Linked DNA regions of Mus musculus: regions 1 and 3 are each linked to region 2. A link is a loop called in an ENCODE intact Hi-C map of the cell type or tissue named here. Cell type or tissue: heart. All regions are shown on one strand.

Region 1 (2,500 bases), 300 kb after region 2:
GCCATCTGGTCAGGGGTGAGGTGAACATCACTCCTCCCAGAGACGCGCAGAGGGCACAGTTTGGCCCTGTGGCCCTGGGTACTCTCACTGTTCTGTCTCTTGCTGCTTTGGAGGAAACAAGCTCATGTGAGGAGCCAGGAGGTAGGAGTCGACCTTGAGTCTCACAGAGTGTGAGAATTGAGGATGGGGAAAGAACAGCCCGCATGTCTGTGAGGCTGTCTTACCCTTATGGGGTACATTTCACCACTGGGGTATGTAGTGTATCCCCAGAACTCTCTACATGGACTCGTTCATCTTTGCCCCTCTGGCCATCCATAAGCCTGAATCTCCTTTCCCTGAGTGGGCAGTCTTAAACCCCTGCTGGCCTTCCAAGTCCTTAGCTTTGCCTGCTAACCAAGTGTTTTTCCAACAGCTGGGCAGAGGCTAGTACCCAACTCCTATTTTTCTTTTTGCCCTCACAGTGGCAGTGATCCTTGGTGCACCTGCCTTTCATTCTAAGTACCCAGGACACTGAGGGTCTTGGCTCAGCAAGGTTCCTGTCCCTTCTCCCAGCCTTGAGTTACTCCAGCTAGAAATGGGAGTGAAGGCAGAGAGACAGATGGAGCCGGACTGCAACAGTATCCATTCCTCCTTCTCCCTTCACTGTTCCTTTAGGAGACTCTCATGGGACCTAACCCATGGCTCTGCACACACCTCAGAATTAGGGAGGGGTCTGCAGAGGTGGGTAAGGAATGCTGCAGTGCCAGCTGTGGGCCCTCTCACATCATTCGCTGCCCTTTATAAATATTTATAATAGCTCTTCTACTAAAAATAACATCCTGGAGCTCAGGGAGCAAGAAAAAAAAAAAAAAAAGGAAAATCAATGTGAATGGGACTTGGCGATCACATGTTCCACAGGACCCCAGGACAGGATGCATGAGTAGCACCCAGGCAGTGCGCCCCCTGGCGGCCAGTCCCAGCTTGGCACACAGATCAGGGCTGCTTCCCCACTGACTGGCCCCTAAAGTTCTCCGCCTTCCTCCTGGCTACACAGCAACAGGGCCTCACGCCACTGTGCAGGCGGAAGCCTCCTCACCAGGTCAAAGAGGAAGGGGGGGGGGGTGGTGTCGCTATTTTTAGCACTGAGGATAGGGTGTAAATGTCTGCAGAACTGAATGAGGCCTGCAGCTTTCTTTGCATAGACAGAAAATGTTGTTAAAGGTCGAAGGCAGGAAAGAACTGCATGTGCACACACTAGGACTAGGGAGAGCCCTCCATGCTGGCCAGGTGCCGGAAGGAACACACACAGGCTCAGGGCTTTTTCTGTTCTTTTCCATCTCCTGGTAAATTCCTGATGCAGAGATGAGACCATGCCCTGAGGGAGGAATGCGGATGCTAGTACATGCAGGAGGCCCACCAGCTGCGGCCTCAGGCAGTCCCTCCCCACTTCCCATAGGCTTGGCTCCTCTCTCTGGAGGTTGAGTGAGTCTGGCAGCCTGCAAGCTTGGTCCAGGTGTGCAGCAGAAAGACGGACAGGAATGTGCCTCTGGGGGGAAGACCTTCCCTTGTCTTCTCGGTGCCAGCTTGCTCCTCCGCCTCTGCGCCTGTACAAGACAGACTGTTAGTCACAAGCACACTGGGGGCTCAGGACAAAGCTGCTGTGAACCAGCAGACCTGAATGGGTGTGTGTGTGTGTGTGTGTGTGTGTGTGTGTGTGTGTGTGTGTGTGGTCTCTCTGGCTTTTCAGTTGTGCATGTCAATGTCTTCTCTTTCAGAGGGACAGGGTTGGGGTGTAGCGAGAGTGTCTTCTGAGGTCATTGCTTGTGTCACAAGGGTGGGAATTACTCCGACTGAATAAAAAACTGGGTTCACAGTGGCAGGTTTGGAAAGGGAGGAAGGCCAGCCTCTTGGCAGCAGACGGCAGGCTGCAGTGTGCGGCCCTTTTCATCTGCCTGACTGCTGGCTTCTCATGGGTCCTGCCATGGGTCAGAGGCAGAGACACCAGCTGACTCAAGCCCTGGCAGCAGGTTCTTGAGTGTGTGCACCGAGGGACTCCCATGCTGTCCCTCTGGACCTAGGGACAAAGGGGACCTGGTAGGCTGCTGAAGGCCCTCAGTCAGTCCCTGACCTCACCACAGTGCACAGCAGCCTGTGCTGGTCTGCACATACTAAGCAGCAGCACCCGGGTGCAGCGCATCTGCAGCCAGCTCTGCAAACCACGTGTGTGGGCTGACCTTGCAGGGAGGGCGGGGACTAGTCAGCCCAGAGGCAGCTCTGAGATGACAGGACTTAGAAGGCTGTCTGAGAAAGTTCCTTTGCTGCCTGGTGATGCCATGGCCCTGCCTGGGTTTTCTACCCTGAAGATTTGTAACTGAAAAAGATTCCCAATTAAAAAAAAAAAAAAAAAAAGTAGAGACCAGGTGTGTTGGTCCATCTCTTTGGTCCCAGCACTCAGGATGCAGAAGCAGTTATTAATCTTTATGAGTTTGAGGATACCCTGGGCTACATGACAGATTCTAGG
Region 2 (2,500 bases):
ACATAATCACCCCTCCCCTGATTATTCTTAATGGACGGTTGCTTCAATCTGCAGACAGCCTGCAAAGGCTTCATCGAAGAAGGTAGCATCAGATGAGAATTGGGAGTCTGACCCTGGTTCTGGAAAAGGACCTTGAACAAGACTCTTTCCTGGTTGAAAACCAGAGTTGCCTTTTGGAGCAGAGGCAGTGTGTGTGTGTGTGTGTGTGTGTGTGTTAATTTTCCCTCTCTGGCATCAGTCTAATGGCCCCCATCCTCAGGAGGAAGACTGGCTGGATAGTTCTTAAGGTTTGTCCAGCTCTGTGATGGTGTGGGATTCTCACAGCTGCCAACATCCAGGCTTAACCCAGAATCTTGTTCCCTTTCCCCTTACCTGACAAGATAAGGTAGATAAGGTAGAATCATAAATTTTACGATAACTTCTTATGGAAAGCAACTGTTAGAATGAAAGTCAGTCTGACAGACACACTATTCTTTTAGTCAATAATTTCAGTTACAGATGTAAACAGAGATTGACAAAGATGGCTGACAATTTCTCAGTAATCCCAAGGTGAAGGTTTCTGCTCCCACAGGGCTTTAAACATCTTAAACCAAGTCTGGGAAGACACAGTGGATGACAGTAGTTACTTTAAGTCAGTTTCAAGCATGCTTAATTTAAAATATTAAATGCTTTTTTTGAAGAAAAAAAAGATAGAACCTTTTCCAATAATTGGCATAACAATGTAATATGTGGCCCTGGGAAATACTGTAGGAGATGTAAACTGCTGTGTTTCGGCACCATCTGATCTGTTATTTCTCAGCTACTAGTGAAATGAGCCAATTCAAACCAGATTGGAATATATTAAAGGCAGGGTCACTGGGAAGCTGCTCTCAGGCAGGTGACTTCACTGGCCCCAAGAAAGGAGGCCAGGGAAGTCGCCATGGGGAGAGAGAGGGGAGGGGTAAGAGAAAGAGAGAAAGGGTACCCATGCAGGGAGAGAAGGAGAGGAGGAGGAAGAAGAAGAGGAGGAAGAGGATGGGGGCAGGAGAGCACCAGCACAAAACATCTGGATTATATAGGGAAGAGCCTCTAGGTTATAAATTTTCAAGGCAAACAGTGAATCATGACTACAAAAATACGCCTTGGTGCTGTTTGCAATTCTAACAGCAGATGGCGCCACATCCCTGTCTATGCCATATTGAAGTTGCAGTTTAGGTATCTGTGAATTTAAAAATGGACTAGGAACTCAATCTGATAGAGTTTGCTTGAGAGGCACACTTGCTTGTATTTGAGTGGCTACTAAATTATTAAGGTATAGGTATTTAATGAGTTTGCACCTAGGTATTTCTTTGAGCCAGTATACTCTGTGTGTGTGTTTGTGTGTGTGTGTGTGTGTGTGTGTGTGTGTGTGTGTGTGTGTGAAAGAGAGAGAGAGAGAGAGAGAGAGAGAGAGAGAGAGAGAGAGATTAGATTAAAGGAACCACCAGTAACAAATAAAACTAAGAAAGGTTGACTTAAAACATAGTTCATACTCAAATTTCATGTGTGTGTGCATGTCTACATGTGTGCACACCCCGGGGGTAGGGGTGGAATTTACTATGGAGGTTGTGTTCACTATTTGTACATATATGCACACACATTTTCTCAGTCATTTGAAATTAATTTATGAACTTTTTAAACCCATAAATACTTCAGTATGTATTTCTAAGAAATACATACAGCCATCCATCTTACCTTTGAGACAGGATCTTTTACTGAACTGGCTCACTGGCTGGTCAAAGAATTCTGGGGACTCCAGACCCTGTGTGCTGGACAGAGCCCTATCCTGAGCGGCACCCCAGGCCTCCTCTACTCTTCCCTGTTTCCACCACTTTTGAGCATTTTCTTGCTCTTTGGTATAACAAACCTTTCCCAACTCCTTGTGTTCTTCTCAAGATTCCTTAGGTGGCATCTACACCCACGTCTTAGGTGTGCTTGCTGACACCAGCGTGCCTTTGCGTTTGGCTCCTCCAGTTGACTGAGATCACACACACACACACACACACACACACACACACACACACATCTGAATCCATATTTTAAAACAAGCCATGCATGCATTTCAGTATAACAGAAAGCATCCTGGTGGTTCCCCTCTCCTCACAACTATGTTCTTCTTACAGGGAGATCCTGGCTTCCCCAGAGTATTTGGTCATTTGCAATATATAGAAAGTTTTTCCAGAATTGCTAACTCGTCATTTCAAAAATGGAAATTCTTTGCGCTAGAATTCAGTTTTCAGAATTTATTGACAACTCTTCTTGTCCTAAACTGACAGATACCATTATCATATAGGTTCTCAGGGTAGTTGAGTTAGTTTTTTACTGTCTCCTTCAATGTGACTTAAGATTTTCTTTGGAATAGAGTTGGGTAGGGCTTGGAGAGAGGGCTCAGTAGTTAAAAGCACTAGCTGCCCTGCCAGAGGACCTGGGTTCAGTTCCCACACAGCAGCTCACAGCTGTCTGTAACCTCAACACTCTGCCA
Region 3 (2,500 bases), 420 kb after region 2:
AAAAAAAAAAAAAAAGAAAAAGAAAAAGACAAAGAAAAAAAAGCAGACTTTGTAGATTTTGTTTTACACTTCAAGTCTGTGCCCCATTTCCTATTTGTGGGAGTGCTATTTTATGCATTAAAAACTTGTATCCAGAGATGGGAGAGGCTAAGAGCACTTGTTGCTCTTGCAGAGGACCTAGGCTCACAACCATCCATAACTGATGTTTTATGGTATCTGACCCCCTCTTCTGAACACCATGGGCACTTGGCATGCAAATAGCACACATGCATATATGTAAGTACAGCACTCATATACATCTACAATTTATTCAGACACATCTCCATATCCAGGCTGAGCATGGTGGCACATGCTTTTAATTCTAGTAGAGCTAGGGGAATCACTGTGAATTTGAGGATACCCTGGTCTACATAGTGAGTTCCAGGACAGCCAGAGCTACATAGTGAGACCCTGTCTCAATGGTAAGTAGGTAGGTAGGAAGGAAGGTAGGTAGATAAATAATTTCCTATTTGATTTTGTGCTATTTGCAAAGTAGTAATTAAATATAACATAGATCCATTTGAAACTGGGAAAAGTATGACCAATAAGCATACTTTTTCCACCCTGAAGAGACTATCAGATTATCTTTTAGAATTTAAAAGGTACAAGGAAGCCGGGCGTGGTGGCGCACGCCTTTAATCCCAGCATTTGGGAGGCAGAGGCAGGCGGATTTCTGAGTTCGAGGCCAGCCTGGTCTACAGAGCGAGTTCCAGGACAGCCAGGACTACACAGAGAAACCCTGTCTCGAAAAAACCAAAAAAATAAAAAATAAAAAATAAATAAAAATAAAAGGTACAAGGAGATAGATGCTAGCAGTAATTCATGGCTTTAATCCCAGTACTCAGGCAGATTTCTGTGCATTCCAGAACAGCCAGGGCTACACAGAGAAGCCCTATCTCAAAGGAGGAAGGAAGGAAGGAAGGAAGGAAGGAAGGAAGGAAGGAAGGAAGGAAGGAAGGAAAATTGTTTCTGATAAATATGACTCCTTATATTAAAAATTTTTGTATCAATGCTTCAAAAATTATATGAGATTATCACTAATATTTTTAAAACAGTAATATTTGTTTAACATCTTGTTAAACAAAAACTACTTCCTTATTTATAGATTTTTTTTAAAGGGGATAAGACTGTTCAAAGGTGCAGTCTGCCATCTGCTGGCTAGAAAGATGAAATTTTCAGGTCACTTCCCCTAGTTATGTAACTAAAGATATTCTACTAAGAACCACATCTGTGGTCCAAGAATATTTTCATAAATTCTCCCATTCTTCCCCAACACCCTCACCGTCTGGAATACCAAGGTGGGAGTCAGTCAGACTGACCTTGGTAAAGTGAAAACTGGGGAAGGCAGAGATCTGAGTGGCAGACAGGGAGGCAGGGGATGAGAAGTTGGTTGTGTGTTTCTATACCCTAACTACATCTAACCCACAGTCTTGGCTGGCCTGTGGCTCACTATGTAGACTAGGCTTGCCTCTGCCTCTGTCTCTGCCTCTGCAGTGCTGTAAAGGACTCTTTATAAGTAAAATTCAGCCAAGCAGTGGTGATGCACACCTTTGATCCCAACACTCAGGAGGCAGAGGTAAGTGAATCTCTGAGTTCAGGGCCAGCCTGATCTACAAAGCAAGTTCCAGGACAGCCAAGGCTACATAAAGAAACCTTGTCTCAAAACAAAACAAAACAAAAAAACAATAAAACAAAACAAAAAGATAAAGAAAATTTAGCACAAAACCACGAACATCTCTCTGGTTCCATCAACTATAAGGAAAGCCCTGCTTGTTTGGAATGTCCTGTGTGTGGTATGCTGTGTTTCCAAAGCTCTCTCCTCCCATCTGGACTCACAGCAACTCCACCCTTCCATGCCCACTGTCCTGCTCCTAGGCTGAGATCCAGCCTAGAGGGTGTGGTAGACGGCAAGGGCAGGAAGCTCTGCCCAGTGTGTCTGCCTGCAAGATTTGGCCTCTAGATGCTCTGGCTTAGACAAAGTCTCCTAAAACACGGGTGCCAAGCACCAGGGGCAGCACATGAATAGGGCAGATGTTGCTGGACTCTTGCAAAACTTCAGCGTGGTGGGCCTTCCTGATAGCCTAGAGTGGCAGTGGACACGGGAATGAAGAAGCCTCCAGTCCTTCAAGCCACAAACATATTTCAATCATCCCAAGAAAGAGCCCAGAAAACATGGAGTTGAGAAAGACAATCCTAATACCAGCAGTTCTCAATCTATGGATTGCAACCCCTTTGCCAAACCTCTATCTCCAAAAATATTTACATTGTGATTCATAACAGTAGCAAAATTACAGTTACAGAGTAGGAACAAAAATGTTATGGTTGTGTGTGTGTGTGGGGGGGGAACCTGTATTTAAGGGTTCCACATTAGGAAGGTTGAGAACTGCTGGCCTACACATCCTGCCCAAATACCTGACACAAAGTCAGAAATACAGTCTGATGATTATGGTGTTTTGTCATT

The links. Peaks named below come from ENCODE experiments on the same cell type or tissue, not always from the same donor. Only the 100,000 strongest peaks of a DNase experiment are listed, where the experiment ranks them.
Region 1: it touches region 2 in a loop (2.1-fold over the local background); 2 of 42 quality-filtered maps call a loop at or near these places.
Region 3: a loop joins it to region 2, with 4 times the contacts of the local background. A loop is called at or near these places in 14 of 42 quality-filtered maps.

What each region holds. Positions count from the first base shown.
Region 1 is chr12:3,780,189-3,782,688 of GRCm38, reverse strand. Dtnb (dystrobrevin, beta) reads right to left here. Exons shown (of 18, transcript NM_001162465.2): 18 at 1-1,583. The coding sequence ends at 1,408. Among named protein-coding and RNA genes, the nearest start is that of Dnmt3a, 26 kb to the left of the region's middle. In heart, CTCF peaks have their summits at 942 (motif pointing left) and 2,232; DNase peaks (open chromatin) are centred at 988 and 2,188; H3K4me3 peaks cover 1,054 bases; H3K27ac peaks cover 2,398 bases.
Region 2 is chr12:4,079,151-4,081,650 of GRCm38, reverse strand. No RefSeq gene overlaps it. Among named protein-coding and RNA genes, the nearest start is that of Dnajc27, 2.2 kb to the left of the region's middle. In heart, a CTCF peak has its summit at 1,136 (motif pointing right); no DNase peak of the experiment used is centred here.
Region 3 is chr12:3,660,165-3,662,664 of GRCm38, reverse strand. All of the region lies in intron 8 of Dtnb (dystrobrevin, beta), which reads right to left. Among named protein-coding and RNA genes, the nearest start is that of Dtnb, 89 kb to the right of the region's middle. In heart, a CTCF peak has its summit at 1,200 (motif pointing left); no DNase peak of the experiment used is centred here.